Linked DNA regions of Homo sapiens: region 2 is linked to region 1. The links are chromatin loops, found by intact Hi-C in ENCODE. Cell type or tissue: mammary epithelial cell. All regions are shown on one strand. Links, peaks and the distances in the headings refer to the core of each region. The heading gives the core; the rest is flanking DNA. Region 1 has its middle 49 kb from the start of TSHZ2. Region 2 overlaps TSHZ2 (teashirt zinc finger homeobox 2).

The links. Peaks named below come from ENCODE experiments on the same cell type or tissue, not always from the same donor. Only the 100,000 strongest peaks of a DNase experiment are listed, where the experiment ranks them.
Region 2: it touches region 1 in a loop (8-fold over the local background); 2 of 110 quality-filtered maps call a loop at or near these places.

What each region holds. Positions count from the first base shown.
Region 1 is chr20:52,918,677-52,928,818 of GRCh38, forward strand. No RefSeq gene overlaps it. Among named protein-coding and RNA genes, the nearest start is that of TSHZ2, 49 kb to the right of the region's middle. In mammary epithelial cell, for the core only: a CTCF peak has its summit at 4,494; DNase peaks (open chromatin) are centred at 4,625 and 8,035; H3K27ac peaks cover 2,577 bases.
Region 2 is chr20:53,076,510-53,086,651 of GRCh38, forward strand. The region is part of intron 1 of TSHZ2 (teashirt zinc finger homeobox 2); the gene reads left to right. Among named protein-coding and RNA genes, the nearest start is that of TSHZ2, 110 kb to the left of the region's middle. In mammary epithelial cell, for the core only: no CTCF peak of the experiment used is centred there; a DNase peak (open chromatin) is centred at 5,012; H3K4me3 peaks cover 345 bases; H3K27ac peaks cover 1,978 bases.

The DNA of each region.
Region 1 (10,142 bases), core at 1,052-9,051:
GATTCTAGATGGGGGAGAAATACCCTCCCTGGGAATAAAGCCAACTCAGAGGAAATGAGAACTGAGAGACAACAAAACAGGTTCCCACTGTCATCATCTGAGCACCTGGATCCAGCTATGCCTAATTTGATCCCTGAACTTTTCAGGTACAGGAGCCAATAACTCCCTCATTTTTTTAAAGCTGACATTAGTTAGAGTTGGGTTTCTATAACATTGAAATAAAATAGTCCAGTCGAAAATAAAATCTTAAGCCACTTAGAAATTTTAAAATTTTTATAAATAAATTCTAGGATCCATAAGAGAAAAGGATAGGTTTATTAAAGAAACAGGAACTTTAAAACAGGTTTAAGCCAGTTTTGAAGAGCCACCCCTTTCTAGACACATCCTTTGATATCTTGCGTAGTAACTGTTAGTAGTTTGTGACATTTCTAGTCTGTCCTGGGTGTTACTAGTAGCTGACAGGTCAGGCCTGTCACCTCCATAAAAGCAATGAACATCCATACCAGCAAACTCTATGGTGTGGAGTCCCTTTGAGAATTACTGATGTCACACTAAATCTCATCAGCTGTATTTATTCTCTCTTCATCACTGCCATTTGAGGCTCTTCAAAAAGAAGAAGTCTGATTATTTTTACATGAAGATAGCTTCTCCCTGCTCCTGTGATTTGAAAATTGTAAACCAAAGCTTAATTCTAGGAGAGTTCATTTGTCCTCATGGCAAGTATAATTAAAATATAAATCTCTAGGGGGAATACCTGGAAAATTAAGGTTATTGTTGACATTATTATTAATTAATAATTATCAAATACTCACTTTAAAAAATGATTAGCCTTTAGATTTTGATAGCCTCCATTATCCTCATTAGGTAATAGTGAAATAAAGATGAATGAATCCTCAAGCTGATGAATTAATGATTAAGGCAGTCCAGAAGAATTCAACCTAGATTCTGTATCCAGCAGGCTTCCGCATCAGCCTGTGGCATTCTCTTAGCTGGTTAGATTTTGAGTAAGTGTTCGAATGAGATTAACTCTTAGAGCAGTGATTTCATCGGGAGATAAAGTCTGATAAGTAAAGAAGAAAAAATACAAAACCACATTAAATCCTTTCAGCAATATCCCACTGAGGGTCCCCAGAAGGTGATACCAGAATACAGCCTGCATGAGGTTTCTGAGACACCCTTCTATAATCTTGTCACAAGCAAAAGAATTTTCTAAGGAAACATCTAATGATGCTGATAAGAACCATGCACATGAATCAATGAGGAACCTAGACCTCTTGGTTTAGATTTGGTATGACAGTATTGTGTGTTAAATAAATACCAATAAATTATTAAAACATATTGGTTGTATCGTAACACAGAGCCTTAACAATGTATTATGTCAGCATGTACAGCTCTCGCTCAGGGAAATTCTCCATCTCTTTAATTCAAGCATTGACATTCTGTGCCAGCACAAAGCTTTTTTTTATTTGAGATTGACACATGTCTAAAATTGCTTAGATTTTGTGTTGTGCTCTTAATACTTGAAACCCGGCAAATGAAATTCTATGTCACTGTGCATGAACAATGCCTTACAAAAAAAAAAAAAAAAAAATCTTAGCCTGGGGGTTCAACTAGAGGATTGGAGAAACAAAAAGTGCTTTCACTACTATTGCTTCAAGTTGGGGGAATAATTACTTTGCTCGAGGAAAAGGGAGGGCCATTCCTAGCCCCTTGAAAAAACAGTATGTTTGTCAGGCCTTAAATTAGATCATTAAATTCAAGAAGGGTGTTGTATATGGATCCTGGTCATGTCAATGTAAGGGCTGCCTGTGTCATGGTGAGGATGTTAGTCCTCATCTGGTAACTATTCAGGGGAGCTTCTTTGCTCCTGTTTTATTCTGACATGCCTGGGTAATTGTGGTAACCCTGATGAACTCTCCTTTCTCTACCTGAGGATAAACTTCCTCCAGTTTACTTTCCAAAGGCATGATTATGCCTTCTACTTTGGCTGTAGTTTTATTTTCATGGGATTTTCTCAAAATAACATTTCAGGCATCAAGCATTACTTAATGCCCTTGAATGTCACCACATTACTAATGGGGATGGGGAGTCTGGCCAAAGCTGGGACTCCCTAGGTGAGTATGAATGGCAAATCTCACGTAGCACTTTGGCATTTAGCATCTTATATCTACAAGGTTGTCCCTATATTCAGTTTTTGATGCAACAGTTTTGTTTCATTCTCAGCTGTTGGGAAGAAAAGAAAAGGAGTTTGCTTAAGATTGAAAATCTTTTTGGACTGTGATCTAGATGCCTCTACGGGACAATCTGGGGCCATAAGCATAATGAGCACACACTCTTTAGGAAGGAATTTCGACCTTTTCTGCCTTACTGCTCAATATCCATTTCCCATCCTCCAGTGCACTAAACAGCCGTCCCAGGTGACCTCGCATTTCCCCAATAAGCCGTTTTGTTTCAAGCTTCCGTGCCTTTGCACACGCTGTTTTTGCTATTTGAAGTGCTTTCCCCATCTTTTGAGAAAATTCCTATCCGTTCTTTCAGAATCAGCTCCAGAATCTTTATGAGATCTCTGCTTCCTGGAGAAGCACCCCCAGTATGTTTAATTTGTAATGAACCTCTTCAAATTGCTCACCTCTTGTTTCTACCCCCTCAAATTTTTGCTTCTTGAATGGTGAGGCCAATTGGAACTAGCCGTTAGGAGCTATTATTATATTCCAAATCCCGGAGTCAGTGATCGAGGCATCAAGCCATTTACTCCGTGTCAAAGCCATGCTATATGGGCTACTCTCCCCATCGTTCAGATGTGAATCCTGAGACTCTGAGAAGTTAAGCAACTTGCCTGGTATCACATAGTTAATAAGTCACAGATCCAGGACTCAATCCCCTGAAGCTGACACCAAGTATGACACAATTGATTTATCGCCACAGTAAAATTTTTTGTTTTCCTCACTTCTCCCGCAGCACTTGATATATAGTTGCTGCTGTGATAAATGAGCAAATGTTTGGATTATAAAGCCGTTTGTTATGCTATATAGCCCATTCTACATTGGGAGATGGAATGTAAAATGATGTATAATACAGTCTTCTATAATGGAGACTATTAAGATAGAACAGAGAGGGCCAGGCGTGGTGGCTCATGCCTGTAATCCCAACACTTTGGGAGGCCGAGGCGGGCGGATCACGAAGTCAGAAGATCGAGACCATCCTGGCTAACATGGTGAAACCTTGTTTCTACTAAAAATACAAAAAAAAAAATTAGCCAGGCGTGGTGGTGCTCGCCTGTAGTCCCAGCTACTTGGGAGGCTGAGGCAGGAGAATGGCGTGAACCCGGGAGGCAGAGCTTGCAGTGAGCCGAGATCGTGCCACTGCACTCTAGTCTGGGCGACAGAGCAAGACTCCGTCTCAAAAAAAAAAAAAAAAAAAAAAAAAAGATAGAACAGAGAGAATATTGACAAAAGAATAATAGTAATAGCGATGATAGTTTACATTTTGCATATGTGCTGTGTGCCAGGTACTGGTATACACCTTATGTAACTCTGCATGAAACTCTATAGATGAGCTTCAGGAAAGTTAAGGGACAAACTTACCTCAAACCTCTAAAAGGTTAGAGGTTAGTAAGAGCCAGCATCAAATCTTGAACCCCAAATTACCCCAAAGTTAGCATAGTGGAAAAACTATACAGACACACTGGAAGCAGGCTGCTGATGTAAACTGTTTGTATTCAATACGCTCCATTTTGCAATAGATAAAGTCCTTCTCCTGTAATTTAGATAGTTTGAGTTCTCACTGTGGCTTCACTACCCATGAGTTGGGTGATCCGAGGTAAGTAATTTTTCCTTTTTGGTTTTGGTTTTCTTAAAAATTCCATTCTGGTTCTGAGACTTGATGTGCTTCTAATAATTTATGCAACAACCTGCAGTAGCTAGTTGACCCTTCCTGTTTCTCAGCTACAAGCCTTTGACAGCTCAGGAATTTGGCGTTTGTCACCCTCTGCCTGGACACTTCTTTCCCACTTCTCCCATGTGGCTTACCCTTCAGGTCTCAACCCAAATGCCACCTCCCAGAGAGAACATCTCTGACCTCAAGTTAACCTCCTTTGCTACCCCCCCATTACTTCCCCTACAGGGTTTCCAGAAGTTGAAATTATTGCAATTATTCCTTTACTTGCTTTTTCCCTACTCCCACCACTGAAACACAAGACCATGAGGACAGGGCTCTGGCTGTCTTTTTTAACATGGTATACTCATGCCTCAGACAGTGCTTGGCACTTACTAGGTGCTCAGTAAATATTTTTATTGTTACCCTTTTCAGTCATTGTAAGTAAAATAAATATTGTTAGTATTTTCAGTGATTCCAGAGAAAATCAGCCAAAACTTTAGCGTTTCACACATCTTTATAAATTTCCATTTTCCCTGGATGCTCATTTCTCAATACCTGTAATTACCTTTCTACGCCACCCCATTCTCAATCCTTCACACATAGTCCTGCTTTCCATGCAAGGTGGGGGAAAGGCATGTGGCTGGCTGATTAAGCAATTAGCCAGGCAAGCAATTCTTTCTTGAGCAAGTGAGTCATTGCAGATTCAGAAACTAGGCATTCACACTGGAAACCACCCAGGCAACTTTGTTCTTGAGTACCCTTGCCTAATGCGGTTTAATGAAAACCTTTGCATCACTTTTAATTCCCTCTTAAGTAATGCATACCATTTAATCAGGGTTCCCACCCTTTCTATTGTGAGAGCTGGGGGCTGGTTTATAAAAGAAGAAGACGAGAAATAGCAGTTGACTCAAGACCTACTGGAGGGTTCTGCTTGCCCTGCTGAGGCGCCTTTGTTTGTGGAACTGCATTGTTTTGTTTCTGTGGTTATATTTAGAGCAGTGCACAGAGAATGGAAAGGGGATGGGAAATGAATGAGTTTACAAATATGTTGGTGATATAATTAAAAGGGCAGGAAGATGCCATGTAAATAAATAGTAATGGGGGGAAGGGAAGAGCTGAGCGAGAGAAGACCGAGGAAATTCAGGAAATATGGGGCTTCACTACGAGCAATAAGGCTGCTTGGCTGTGAGTGTCATGCTGTCCCCAAGCACTGCCAAGGGTCCAAGGCACATTTCCTAGACAACGGGACATTATAATGAAGGAATCCACCTGGAGTTTTCTCTCATCACCACAAGGAAAGAACTTTTCAAGCATATTCTAGGCAAATCCTTTTCTTTTTTTTTTTTTTTCAAAAAAAAATTCAAAAGTAATAATAGATGTTTTGATAAATGAATAGCTACCCTGATTGAAGGCTTGCATTGGCACAGTTAAAAGCCCTTTTACTCATTTAATTCACACAGCAGCACTCTGAACTAAGTACTATTATTATTCCCATCTTTCAAGTGATAAAACTGAGGCAGGGATGTGAAACCACTTGCCCAAAGTTAAACAGGTAGGAAGAAGCAGAGTTAGCCCTGGAGGTCATTTTGCCTTGCTCCAGAACCCATTACTTTAACAACCTCGCTCTCCTGCCTCTCCGCAATTTAAGTCTTTTTAGAATTAACCATATGAAATTGCCAATCTTGAGTCATTTTCTATTTACAAAAAGTGGCAATTTCACGTGATTCAACCTAATGCAAAATTATAGAAAGTATGAAATTCTTCCTCCTGCTGTCAAAAAATGTGTATTTCTAGAACTTTCCAGTGCACACACCTACAATGGCACTGCTAGACAGACGTCCATAATTTTATATTGTGTTGTTTACAAGACTGGGAAAATATGCTCAAAAATATTCCTTGGACAACAATGCACAGATATTCTTGTGCACATGTGTGACTATTTCTGGAGGCGGGCTATCTGGAAGCAGAATGCTAAATCATAAACTTTCCCTCAGGGCATGGCAGTTCTTAAAATTCTGCTCTCCTTGCTTCAGTCATTCAAATTTCCAGGTGCTAGGTTCATAGAGGGAATGACAAGTCATTTGAGCCAATGAGGTACAGATGCCGGATACAAAGGGGGTGGACCCAGAAAGACTTTTGAAGAGGTAACCCCAGCAATGATCTTCCCTCTGACCAGAACATAGATATTTCAAATTTATGAATATGACTTCCTGCCTCAAAAAGGTCAGAGATCACCGTGAAGCTCTGGTTTGTTTCATCAAGCCCAGAGAGATATGTTGAAGGGGTGGTGCTGACCTCAAGGGTCTTTGCTGCCTGGAGATGAAAGGCCTGTGAAGGTCAAAGACCTCGGTTAAGTCAATATCCTACACAGTGATAGCTCTCTGATACTCTGATCTTCAATGACTCAGCTCCCTGGGGATCCCATGCTCCTCAGACTGAAGTGATGTTGGTTCTTGGGTGTTTAATGTCGTCTGTCTTGATCTCCTAGTTCTCTTTTACCTGGCTCATGCTAGTCTATCTGGGATTGCAGCCGACTGATCTTTTGAGTACATCGGGTGTTCATTTCTGAGACTCAGAGCTGTACTGCCTGGATTTGTGCAGCTGTTGGGATTCCCTGTTCTTGGATGGAGACTGTCTCGACTGTCTGTTTCCTGGACACCAGCAGTAACCTGCTCTCTGACGATCCATTCCACTCCAGGCAATTTCAACCCAGCAAAAGGATGATGGTTTCTAAAATACATGTTAGATTTTAATCACTCCTCTGCTTCCTCATAATTCTTTTTTTATTTTTTTTTGAGACAAAGTCTTGCTCTGTCACCCAGGCTGGAGTGTAGTGGCATGATCTCAGCTCACTGCAACCTCTGCCTCCTGGGTTCAAGCGATTCCTCTGCCTCAGCCTCCCTAGTAGCTGGGACTGCAGGTGCGTGTCACCACACCCAGTTCATTTTTGTATTTTTAGTAGACAGAGGGTTTCACCATATTGGCCAGGCTGGTCTCGAACTCTTGACCTCCAGTGATCCTCCCACCTTGGCCTCCCAAAGTGCTGGGATTACAGGCGTGAGCCACCACACCCAGCCTGTGGCTTCCCATAATTCTTAATAAAATACCAAGTCCTTCCCATGACCTATACAGTCCTACCTTATATGGCCCCTTCTGCTCCTTCCTAGGCCCCACCTCATACTAATTTCCACAAAATCCTGGGCTCCAGCCCTGTGCACCTGTCCACGCCTTCAGGGAACCATGTTTATTTCTTCACACCCCTCCAAAGTCATTAACTTGCTGTTCCTTCTTTAGGAAAACTCTTTCCCTTAATTTCCCATGGGTGGTTTAATCTTTCCATTTCTGAAATCCTCTTTTGTTGTTGTTGTTGTTTACTTATTATTTTCTGTTTCCCTAATAAATATTCACCCATAAAAGCAGAGCCTTCTTTTGTGTATTTCACCAGTGTTTAGAATGATACTTGGCACTTCTTAGGAGTATACTAAATGTTCGACGCAAAAGTGAATGAAGAAATGAATGGGTCTTGGGTTTCTGTTTTCCAAGAGCCAGTGGTAATTATTAAGTAAAGGATTTCCTTTGGCTAGTCTTCAGCGGACATGCTTCTTTCCAGAGGGAGGACGAGAAAGTGGATAGGTTTGTTAGGTTAACAAAGCTATATGTTTAAAAACGTTCATCATCATTTCATATTAAAGTGAAACAATGTCAATACCTTTGTTAGGAAAAGCATCCAATATTGTGTGAAATAACACAGAATAGAAATCTGTTACCAGAATAAGGTTACCCATAAGAACTGGCACGAATGGTGATTAAGAGTGTGCAAATAAAAAGAGTTAATTCCAGAACAATGTGTTTGGCATTACAACATTTGTTATTTAAAAAATCATAAACTAAGAGATTCATGTCTGTGTTGACATTGTAAAAGAATTTAAGGGAAAAACTGGTTATCCCTGAAAGATGAATAATAGAAATGTTTTTATTTTCCATTCCACGTGTTTATGGTTGTTTAAAAGCACTGTGTATTTCTTTCATTAAGCAGGTAAGACACCAAAGGGATATATAAAAAGCCAGCACAAGTTCAATCTAAAAATGAAAAAGTAGAGAATGACTATTTCTAAAGCAAGTAGAAACAATGATTCATAAACTGGGCAATGATTAAAAAAACAAACAAACCAGGCTTAAAGGTGTGACAGGCTGTGATCAGACAGTCCAAATCCTTCATCCAACCCCTGGCTCTACACAACAGCCTTTGTGGCTTAACTGGTGCTAAAAAAGTGCTTCTTCAAGCTGATGTTAGACTGCCCTTCAGAAAGAAAACTGAGCAAACCATTTTACTTTATTTTTATTTATTTATTTATTTTTTGAGACGGAGTCTCACTCTGTCGTCCAGGCTGGAGTGCAGTGGCGTGATCTTGGCTCACTGCAACCTCTGCCTCCTGGGTTCAAGCAATTCTCCTGTCTCAGCCTCCCGAGTAGCTGAGATTACAGGCACCTGCCACCAAGCCGGGCTAATTTTTGTATTTTTAGCAGAGATGGGGTTTCACCATGTTGGCCAGGCTGGTCTCGAACTCCTGACCTCAAGTGATCATCCACCTTGGCCTCCCAAAGTGCTGGGGTGAGCCACCGCACCTGGCCCAAACCAACATTTTAATAATACTTTTAGAAGTTTCTTTCATTCATAGGTTCTCCCCTCTGTGACTTATTGATACTCTCGGGTCTGCCTTCCTCCCTTTGTACTGGAGATTCGAGTAGGGCCTTGTGCCAGTTGCCTGTTTCCAAGTTGCTGGTGTTATTATCACTGCTCACTTCTCTCCTTCCCTGTGGGAAGCTGACTCTTGTCTAATCTTTCATTCTCAGCCTCTGAAGTTGGGGGCAGAAAAGGTAAGGCATCAGAGAAACCTAAAATAGGAGAGGGGTCTTCAAATGATAAAAGCATACTTTGGAATTGAACCTGGACTGTGGGAATTGAGACATACATGTGGGCCTGCACTTGGTGACTTCAATCATGTAATGACAAAGCAGGATGGATGAGGACGGGACTTGTCTTAGTGGGTGGCTGGTAAGCAATAGAAACTTACTGCTCACAGTTCTGGAGGCTGAGAAGTCTGAAATCAAGGTGCTGGTGTATTGGGTATCTGGTAAGGGCCCCAACTTTTGGTTCATCCATGGCACCTTCTTTCCGCATCCTCCATGGTGAAAGGGGCTAGCTAGGTCTCTGTTATAAGGCCGCTAATCCCATTTATAAGGGTTTCACCCTCATGACTTAATCAAATCCCAAAAGTCTCCACTTCTTAATACCAACACATTGGAGATTAGGTTTCAACATATGAATTTTAGGGAAACATAAGCATTCAGACCATAGCAGGAGCCCATATTCATGTCTTACTAATTCATTCAACAAATATTTATTAAATACAAGTTATAGGCCAGATACTAGGTTATGTGTAGGGGACACAAGCAAAGCAGATAAGCTCCTAGCTCTCTTGGGCTCCCAGTCAAACTGGGAGGTGAACAGTAGTTACCAAAAAAGAAAGTATGATTGCAAGCTATGAAGAACTGTGAAAAAATGAGCATGTTTAACATGAATGTATGATTGAAGTCTCTGACTTAGTTCAGGTGGACAAAAGAAGGCTTTCTGGAGGAAGTAACTTTTGAGTAGAGGTGTGAAGTTTAAGGAGCAAACAAGGCAAAGGCAAAAAAAAAAAAAAAAAAAAAAAAAACAGCAAGTGTGGAGGACCTGTGAGAATAGGGTGCCTTTCACCCGGGAAGGATTGAAAGCAAGCCCAGGTGGCCGCAGCACAGAGATGCGGGCCGTGCCTAGTCAGAAGAGCAAGACTTATAAATATTGCAGCCAGCAGTTAGCTGCCGGCTGGGATTGCGGGGGTCTCTCTGGATGCCAAGTGAATGTTAGAACAGACTCATTAGCTCTCTTTTTAGTCCCTTTTTGTCTCCTTGCACTCCTAAAAAGGAAGCCATCTCTGATCCTTGACTTTCCCCTAATCTTACTTCCTGAGGACTCCCATTTTTCTCAATCAAACCCACTAGTCCTGTTGTAATAATAAGAAAGAGGACCCTTTCTACTCCCCAAAGGATTGAAAGAACACCTTAAACTGTGTGCAGTATCCACTTTCCCCATATATGATAGCCCATGGCTGTGATCCACACAAAAATGTTTACTGAGTGTTTACAAGTGTCAGGAATCAAGGGAGATGCTGGGAGTCAGTAAATATGTATGGTCTTTGACCACATGGAGCTTGCTGTCTACCACA
Region 2 (10,142 bases), core at 1,294-9,293, 160 kb after region 1:
TTAATACTATGAAAGGACTGGGCCAGATTCCATACAAGCGATGCGGAGGTCCTGACCCAGTCTGAAGATCACTGAGGGCTTACTGAGATGAGTGATGTCAAAGCTCACAGCTAAAAAAGAAAAAAACAGCACTAAATTAGGTTGATGGTGGGAGGTGAGGGTGGAGCAGGCCATGGAGTGGAGAACATTTTAGGCACAGGTACCTTATTTGCTGACAACATGAGGCAGGAAGATGTTGCACATTCAATGAACTTAGGAAAACACAACCTGATGAAGGACTAGATGGAGGATCCTGGAAGGCTGGAAAGAGTTAAATTATAAAAGGGACTTGCAGATGCATAATTCATTTTGGACGCAATTCAGAGAGTGATGGGAAGTCATTAAAGAAAGAGTTATAAACAAGACCCTGATGTGCAGTTTCAGAGTTTTGCATTTTTGTATCCGGAAGAATCATGGTATTCCTAAGAGAACTCGGGCTTAGAGAGAGTGGAGAGGTAAATTCTGATGGAAAAGCAAAAGAGGGGAAAGGAAAAGTGTGACCAAGTGGAAGTAGTCTCTCAGGTGCTGAAGACACAAGTCTATGAGCTTAGCAGAGATGAGAGGTAAAGATAATGCTCTGGAGGCCAGGCACGATGGCCCATGCCTGTAATCCCAGCACTTTGGGAGGCTAAGGCGGGTGGGTCACTTGAGGTCAGGAGTTCGATACCAGCCTGGGCAACATGGTGAAACCCTGTATCTACTAAAATACAAAAAAAAAATAGCATGGTGGCGTGTGCGTGTAATCCCAGCTACTTGGGAGGCTGAGGCAGGAGAACCATTTGAACCCTGGAGGCAAAGGTTGCAGTGAGCCAAGATTGTGCCACTGCACTGCAGCCAGGATGACAGAGTAAGACTCTACCTCAAAAAAAAAAAAAAAAAGATAATACTCTGGGGATCATCTGTACAGTTGGAGCTGTGAGAGTGAATTAGTTTTGTTTGAGAAGGGAGAGTTAGCAAGGGGAGAAAAGATTGACAAGACCAGAGTCTTGGGACCTGTCCACATATTAGGAGCAATTCTGGATGATCCAGAGATAGAAAGGCAAACAGAAGGGAGGACGACCCAGGAGGTTTAGGCACATCATACACAGCAGCCAAGCCTGAGTCACACAGACAGGGTAGTGGAGGTATCAAATACTGCACAAAGGTCAAAGAAAAACAAAGCCTGACAAAAGGCCAGTCAGTGTGGCAATTAATAGATCATTCGTTATCGCTGAAAAGGAGGTTGGTGACTAATGTTTGGATTACATCACCTTGGACAAAATTAATAACAAATTTCCTGATAGTCACTTGCAAAGATGCAATGGAAATTGGCTGCTCACTCTCCCTGTCTGTTCTGAAATTTCTTAACTTTGTGAACACTCTAATCTCCTCTGAGTACTGCAGCAGAAAATTGAAATGTGCCCTGTGTACAATGTGGGTGAGTTTCTGTTACCCAAATCCTTACCTTTTAGATGTTTAGAATGTCAACTTCTCCAATTTACTGAATGCGTAGGCAGAGTTTGCATGACTGTTTCTGAGAGTGAATCTATCGGAAAGGAGGGAGAATGACATGCGAAGAGCTTCTATCAATCACGAATCCAGCTTTAGACTGCAAAATCTGTGTGTTCACGCTAAGAAAGGGAGATTTCCTGAAGTCAAAGATCTAAACCCAAAATCTAAAAACATATGAGTAAAGAGTTTTGCACTTAGGGGGATTACTCAGAATAGAGAAAATAATGTGGGTTTAACCATTTCATGACAGCTTTTTTTCTATTCCTTTGAATGAACACCTAGACATTTTTTAAATTAAAATTTTGAGTAATACTTGTTCATTGTAGAAGATTTGCCAAGTCCAAGAACTACAGTATGCCTGACACCTAATAAATACTCGTTAAATATTTCTTGAAAAAAGACATGAAATGGTACAAGATAAAACTGGATTAGAGGGACTCTGGCATATTTGGGATCATGTTAACACTTTTCGATGTGGTCTTTGAGCATGGAGGAATTATTATAGGTTTTTAGTCACAGGATTACATCATAAATTATCTTTGAAAAATACCCTGGCTGCATTTTGCTGGATGTATTGGAGTAGAATGAGGATGGATTCAAGGACAGCAGTGAGGTAGTTACTGTGATAATCAGGTGACAAAAAGATGGTGGCTTAGACTAGGCTGGCAGCAATAGAGATGTAGAGAAGTGGGTGGATTGAGATAGATTTGGTGGTAAAAATCAATAGAGCTTGGCTATATGGTAAATTTAGAGGTACGCTGGGAATAATGGAGTGGGGGAAAATTTTGGTAAAGGTAAAAATCGTAATTCCATTTGGGAACTGTTAAGTTTGATGTTCAAGAGTTAGGGAGAAGACCATTGGGTACTTATCTGGATTTCAACATAATACCCAATTACATCAATGTCAAAGTCCTAGCAAATAGAACATAATGAACCCCTGGCAGTGGACGAGCATGTTTAGGGTGAGATTATTGAGGAAGAAAGACTAAGCCCTGAGAAAGGCCAATATCCAACATTGAAAAGGAAAAAAGTCTGCAAAACATGAGCTTTTGGAGAGCGTGGAAGACTATCAACATAGGGTGATTGTCAAAATAGGAAGTAATAGAGAAGAGAGTGTCTCAAGAGGGAAAAAGTGGTTAGCTCTACTAACTACTTTTAGTAGAAGTCAGTAAGGTGCAAGTTGAAAAAATGCACACTGGACTTAACTTGGCTGAGCTCCTGGGTGAACTTAGTAAAAGCATTCACAGTAGACCAATGGGAGGAGAAGCCAGACTGGGTGGGTTGAAAAATAAATGAGAGATGAGAAATAGAGACAACAGTGTGCATATCTCATGCGGGTTGCCAGACAGTGGTTAACGTAGACAGTGACATGTTCACACTGGAAGAGGTTAATCTGCAGAGCAAGTGCAAAACCCTCTCAAATCGCTGCTATGTTTAAGGCATCTTAGCGCTACAGAGACAGAATAATCCTGTGTATTGGGAATACAGAAAGGAAAAAATCAGGAATGCAGAGACTTCAAGTCTTTAGAGGCCAAATTCCAAGGCTTTGGTCTGAGCCAGGCACTATTTCAAACAGCTGGATTATGTGCCAATATGCCTAACGAAGTGAATATCAGCTGGCCCCACACTGGTAATAAAACGATAATAACTCTATAAATAAATGTATTGAGTGCTGACTGTGCCCTCTATCACACTAGCCACTCTATACCCTTTATCTCATTTAATTTTCACAAAAGCACCAGCAGATAGCTACTATAGCTACTAGTAACCTTTTTCTTTTTCTGTTTTTTTTTTCTTTTTTTTTGCAGAAGAGATCCTGAGGTCCACAAAAGTTGAATTATATGTCCTAATACACATAGCTTATGAGTGAAGCCGTGATTCTGATTGGTCTGACTCCAAAGTTCAACTTAGGTTATTCAGTCTCTTCAAGTTGTTGTTGCCCAATGAAAACTTGTTGCCTAGCTAACTGGAAATCTGACTGAATTTCCAGACTAGCTCAGCTTACCTAATTTAATAAAAAACATCAAGACCCGAAAAGCAATTATGTAGAATGATTCGAATCTTAAACGAGTTAATATATCCAGAGCTCTTATGGTACCAGACGCATAGAGAGCCTTATGTATGTGTTTCCCATTAATTCTTACTAAAAGGCTCTAGAGAGAAATTGGTCTGCCCTTCCCTGGTGCTAATCAAACATTGTGAATAGTAACACCATTTTTTCCTCCCAAGGGCCACTAAATTTCTGCTTCTTACAGAGTAGTTTTCAACTTGGTCTTAAGGAAGAGGATGGTATTTCCTGGCTTTGTGCTTAATCTCTTTACAGGAAATGATATTGTTGTAGGCAAGGACAAAGGTACAAGTGTACACATTTAACAAATGCATTGAATCCTCTATTAACATTGCAAGTCAGTTCTTTAGAGCAACAGTCCCCAACCTTTTTGGCACCAGGGATCAGCTTCATGGAAGACAATTTTCCACGGACAAAGGTAGGGGAGATGGATGGTTTCAGGATGAAAGTCTTTCACCTCGGATGATCAGGCATTAGTTAGAGTCTCCTAAGGAATGTGCAACCTAGATCCCTCGCATACACAGTTCACAACAGGGTTCGTACTCCTATGAAAATCGAATGCCCCTGCTGACAGAAGGCAGAGTTTAGGTGGTAATGTTCGCTCGCCCACCGCTCACCTCCTGCTATTCAGCCTGGTTCCTAACAGGCCACGGACCTGTACCGGCCCGCGGCCCAGGGGCTGGGGACACCTGCTTTAGAGTCGTATCATTTTTGTTGATCCAGAATAACAAAGAGATGAACAGCCTAAGTCCACCAGCTATGAGTTTGGGATTGAATTTGACACCAGTTTAATTGAGGCAGCCACGGAGATCAAGGCAAAAATAACACTTCTTAAGGTCCCACTGTGTAGTGACAAACATTAGCTTCTTTAATCTTCATAATGCTGTCGGTTCTGCTATAATACTGCTTTTAAAACATGTTTTTTAGAGACAGGATCTTTCTCTGTCACCCAAGTTAGAGTGCAGTGGCATGATCATAGCTCACTGTAGCCTCAAACTGCTGGGCTCAAGCAGTCCTCCTGCCTCAGCCTCCCAAGTATCTGGGACTACAGGCATGTGCCACCACACCCACCTGTTTTTTTTATTATCTTATTATTTTTTATTTTGTAAAGATGAGGTCTCGCTATGTTACCCAGGCTGGTCTTAAACTCCTGGCATCAAGTGATCCTGCCTCAAACTCCCAAAGTCCTGAAATTACAAGCCTGAACCACTGTGCCCAGCCAATGCTTCCTTAAAACATAATTTTGCTCCAAAATGGTGGATACACTTTCAGCTTGACACTGAGTTTGCATTTGTGTACGTGTGACTTCGTCCTTGAGAAACACTGAACACAGAAAACTGCACCCAGCTGAACCAGGCCATGTAGAAATACACAAAAGCAAACACACACATACCTCAAACATCTACTCACTTCCTTCAGCTGGTGTGCCACAAGCCCCACCCACCCATGCACAATTGCTGTTACAACGCTGTAGGATTCCAGGTAACACTCCTCCCACCACTTCCAACACCCACTTCCACGGCTCTTTATTAAGGTAAAATACTTATTTATCACGGTGTTTATAAATTTTTTCACCATTTAACCTGCATAAAACGGTGCTACTGTTTGTATTAGGTTCCTGCTTTTTTATTATATGTTACTGACAGGAGCTTTGTTCTCCCAAACCCATTTTCCCCGTAAGCTCTGTGGGTTTTATTGTGAAATTTAGAAGACTGTGGTCCTTTTTAGAAACACACAAACACCTTATATTAGACTGACTGTACGTAAGTATGAAACAAATATGTTTATTCTTTTTTTTTTTTTTCTGAGACAGAGTCTTACTCTGTCGCCCAGGCTGGAGTGCAGTCAGATATTTTTGTTCTTATTCCCATTCCACAAATATGAAAATAGCCCAGAGGAGATGAATAACTTACCCAAGGTCACCCGTCACTGACTTTGTATTTGTGTAATTTCGTCACTCCCTTCTCTTAACAGACACTTCTAAATAGCTTCAAAGCACATTGAACTGGACAGTTGTTGCAAACCAGCTTCAACATTACAAAAATAAACATTTTCCAGAAAGGCCTTCACTCAAGATGACCCACACAACTCTTTGAATGGTCTATGTATTTTTAAATCATGTGGTAATCCCCTTTGTACATACTAAATAAGTCCCATTCTGCTCACATGTTAATAAATTTTTCTCATTTGTGAGAGTTGCTGAATAGAGCAAGCGAATTGTTTTACTCAGTAGGTGGTCGAGCCATAATAAAGAAGCCTCGTGATTAAGTAGAGTTGGAGCCTCTTATCTTTCTCACTGAGTGGGAGGCACCATTAGTAGTAAAAGTAATTACCTGTGTAGAACACGCTGATTGCATCAAGTACCTACTACACGCTACTAAGATAGTCATCTCCATTTTAGAGCTTCTTAAGAGATCTTCATTTGATGTTAATTTTACATTTTAAGCCAAAGTACATTATTTTTGGAAAACATTGTCTTAGCTGGATGAACTCATTTTTAAAGCCTTTCAAAGGACTTCTGTGCCCTGGTGATTCCCTCACCGATGCCCTTTCTCCAAAATGGCAGCTGCAAAGCTGTCTAAACAAAGTTGGAAATGATAAGCCACCTAAATGTGAAAGAATCTATCTGGCAAGAGTTGGTTTTATGTGGGGGTGAAAAACCTGTGCTTTCATCTATGAAATCACAAAGTCCGTTATGGGAAGGTGTTGGCTATTTAAAGCAGTAATTCCTGAGAAACTGTCCATGCCAAATCTTGTTAAATGTTGTACTGGATAGTTTCAGCAAATTTCAAATTCTTCTCTGATGGGAATATTAGAAACAGGGTGCTCCTGGTTAGATGGAGGCAAGGCCAGAGCCTTGACACTTAGTGGTGGTAACTCAGAAAGAGTCCTCAGCAGAGGGGTTTTGGAGGCCAGAGGACTCCCCCAGCTCTGTCTTTGGCTGACAAAATGACCACTACTTGCAACCTAACCTTCTGTGTATAAAATGAACAGATTGAATAGGTGTCCCATCTAAGTCCAAATTTTGATGTAGGTATACAGCTAATCATTTATTAGATTTATTAGAATTCTTTATGTGTGTGCATTTACAGTTAGGCATCTGTGCAATCGTCCAACCAATGAATCACACCATGCCTTTGAGTTTTCCAATTCTCCCTTAAATGTAGCTATCAATGTTATTTTTACTTATAGGACCCCAAAATGTGACCTTCCTTAGGGAGGTAAATAAGACATTGCTTGTAGGCCTGACTTGAGGCTTGTAAATAGCTTTCCAAATTAATAGGTCTGCAAAAATATATTCTGAAGCCTCACATTTCTATCGGTTTTAACCGTATAGCCAGGGTCGGTGATCCTTTTTTCGCCATATCTACTTCTTTCATATTGCTGATCACATCGGAAAGCCAAAAAAGGACTATCAGATATGATCAGGTTACCTGATAAAAAGAACAAACAGTTTTCGAAGTCAGACAGACTGGTTCAAATCCTGTTTCTGTTTATTCAGGCTCAAACCTTAGTCTGTCATTGTTACCAGCTGTGAGACATTCTGCAAATTATTTAACTAATTGAAGTATCAGTTTCCTCATCTATAAATTGGGCATGACAGTAATATTTGCTTCACCGTTATAAAGACTAAAAGCAAATGAGATAGTATGGAATTCTGTTTCTGTTTTTACTGGAAGGAATTATAAAAATTTCCAGTTTGCATTGATAACTTGAAGAGGGAATGTCTATTTTTTTTATAAGTTTTCTTCCCTTTCTATGTGAATTTTTTTAACTGTAAGCATTTATTGCATTTTTTTTACTTCTGTCTTTTAACATCATTTGATTTATCTTGGGTAAAATCATAAGCCTTCTTTATTATTGTTTAAGTTTCTCTGATTTAAAAAAACTAAAATATTATTAAAAATTAAATAAGATAACATAGCTAAGGTATTTTTCATAATGTTTGCCACAGAATAGCCACTAATCAAATTTGTCATAAGTAATAAGATCACTTCCATAACTACAAAAATTTTATAACCCAGGAAAAGTAAAGAACGACAAAATACACAGCAATTACTCAAAAGATTTTTCATTCCACTTATTCTGGTTAATTTCAGGTCCTGGAATCAAGAACAAGTGTTTATATATCGGTTAAATTGTTTTATAATGAATTTTGAAGAACCCTTGGAATTATTTTTGTGTTGGAATTATATTGTATTAAAGAGTGTTTGAAGCAATTTGGATATTCAAGTGGACTTAGTTTTGTCGGGGTTTTTTCCACTAAGATTTTTCACTGTTTGGGCATTATTTAAGATTCAGCCCAACAATATGTCACTAGCTAAAACTGAATGATGCTGTAATCCATACAGAGGACAAATGACAAATTTGTTGACTAAACTTCTATCAGTTTGGTTAGTGAGGAGCATTCTGATTATAGGTGGGAATTTTTGAGCAAGATTGACTCTTAATTTCATGTTCAATTTTTAAAAATTTATTCATCCTTTCCTCTGTTTTTCTTCCTTTCCAACCAAACTTCCTCCCTCCCTCCCTCCCTCTCTCCCTCTCTCCTTCTCTCCTTCTCTCCCTCCCTCCCTCCCTCCCTCTCTCCCTCTCTCCCTCTCTCCTTCCCTCCCTCCCTTCCTTCCTTCCTTCTTTGGTTAAGCACCTATTCTGTATTTTAAAACCAGTAGTCAAGCTCAGTTCATACTTTTTTATGCAAGTGCCTTTCACCAAGACAAAAACCAAGGCTTGAACTAACATTTAGCTTTTCTGAAAGCAATTTACTGAGAAAGTAAGATGCTTGGGTTTTTTCTGTGTAGACATTAATAATCATTTATTAGATTGTTAGGCCTATTTCAAGCCATGTAACCTCACTGGGTCTCAGTTTGCTTTCCTCCAAAATGGGATAATAATACCTGCTTTATCATATACATGAAGAATTTAGTCCTGTGCTAGCTCATGGTGCATTTGTTAAATAAGAAAAATAGATGCTGGGTGTGGTGGCTCACGACTGTAATCCCAATACTTTGGGAGGCTGAGATGGGTGGATCACCTGAAGTCTCCTGACTTCGAGACCAGCCAGGCGAATATGGTGAAACCTCATCTCTACTAAAAATACAAAAAAATCAGCCGGGCGTGGTGGCGGGCACCTATAATCCCAGCTACTCGGGAGGCTGAGGCTGGAGAATCGCTTGAATCCAGGGGGCGGAGGTCGCAGTGAGCCAAGATCGCGCCACTGAACTCCAGCCTGGGCAACACAATGAAACTCCATCTCAAAAAGAAAGAGAGAGAGAGAGAGAGAAAGAAAGAAAGACCGATATTTCACTTTAGGTAGAACTTTTGCATGTCTTGGAGAATCTGAAATATGACCAGGCTGTCAGTGGGGAAACACACCGAGGAGAAACTGCATAGTGGTAGTGGCTTGGTTCCTAAAGTAAGACAAACTCAGGTGTTCAATGCTGTTATTTATTGAACACTTATTTACATGCCAGGCCCCTTGTCAATTACTTTGTATGCATTGTACACTAGGTGTTATTTTATTATTCCCATTTTACACATAAGGAAATGAAGGCCCCTGAAAGAGGGCAAGGACTTTCCCCAGGATAAATTACAAAGTTCAGATTTAAACCCAGGTGGTCTAGACCTCATGATCTTAAACACTATGCCCCCAGGATTCAGGGCCAGAAAGGTGCCTAGCTGCAAAGTCATGCCCATTACTGAGTTCAACTTCCTCAAATTCCCCCTGAAGTAATCCCACGCAGGGCTCAGTGGTGGCGTTCAGGCGTAAGCATTAAACCACAAGCCAGGCAGACCTTCATGAGGGCTTCTCAAAGTTCTCCTCTCCAGCTGCGCTCAACCTCACCTGTGCCTCTCAAGGCCTAGGGTTATTGTGCATGTGGCATGGTCTCCAGCTGTTCCTCATCCTGACTTCTCCATCTGCACCAATCTCTTTGCATGGAGGCCGTGTCTTCTGGTCTCTTGGTAGCTCAGTAGTGGTGGGGTGGGTGCCAGCTGCCCACTGTGCATCTCAATCAAGGTTTCTTTAGTTGTAAGGAAGAATAACTCTCTTCAAAGGAAACTAAGCAATAACAACTAAACAGTAACAACAAAAATGTCTAAGGAGGGCGCTGGCATAGACCAGGGAATTGATGCAAAGGTGGGGTTGAGTGGGATGTCGGAGAGGGTAGAGCCAGGTATCTTTATGAACCAAAAGGTATATGTGTTTTGCACCTTCCTTCAGACTTTCCTTCTCTCAAGATCGCCATATCTCCATTCAGATTTTTGGGCTAATCTCTACCAAAAGCTTGGCTCTCTGTGGGTAGCCTACTTTCAGTCCATTTGTCTCTGATTGAGGTGGAGTCTGTTAGGGCTTGAGGAGCAAGTAGTTCTTGTGGAAGGGAAGGTATGGCTTGAATAGATCATCCCCAAGTGTGTCTACCACATTGGTTCTTTGGAAGGTGATTGTTGGAGAAACCTCCTGTCAGGAATGATGTATATAGGGCAAATAACAACCTCTCCCTGGTGGCCTTAACCATAAAATAGAAGTATGGACAGCTCTGTT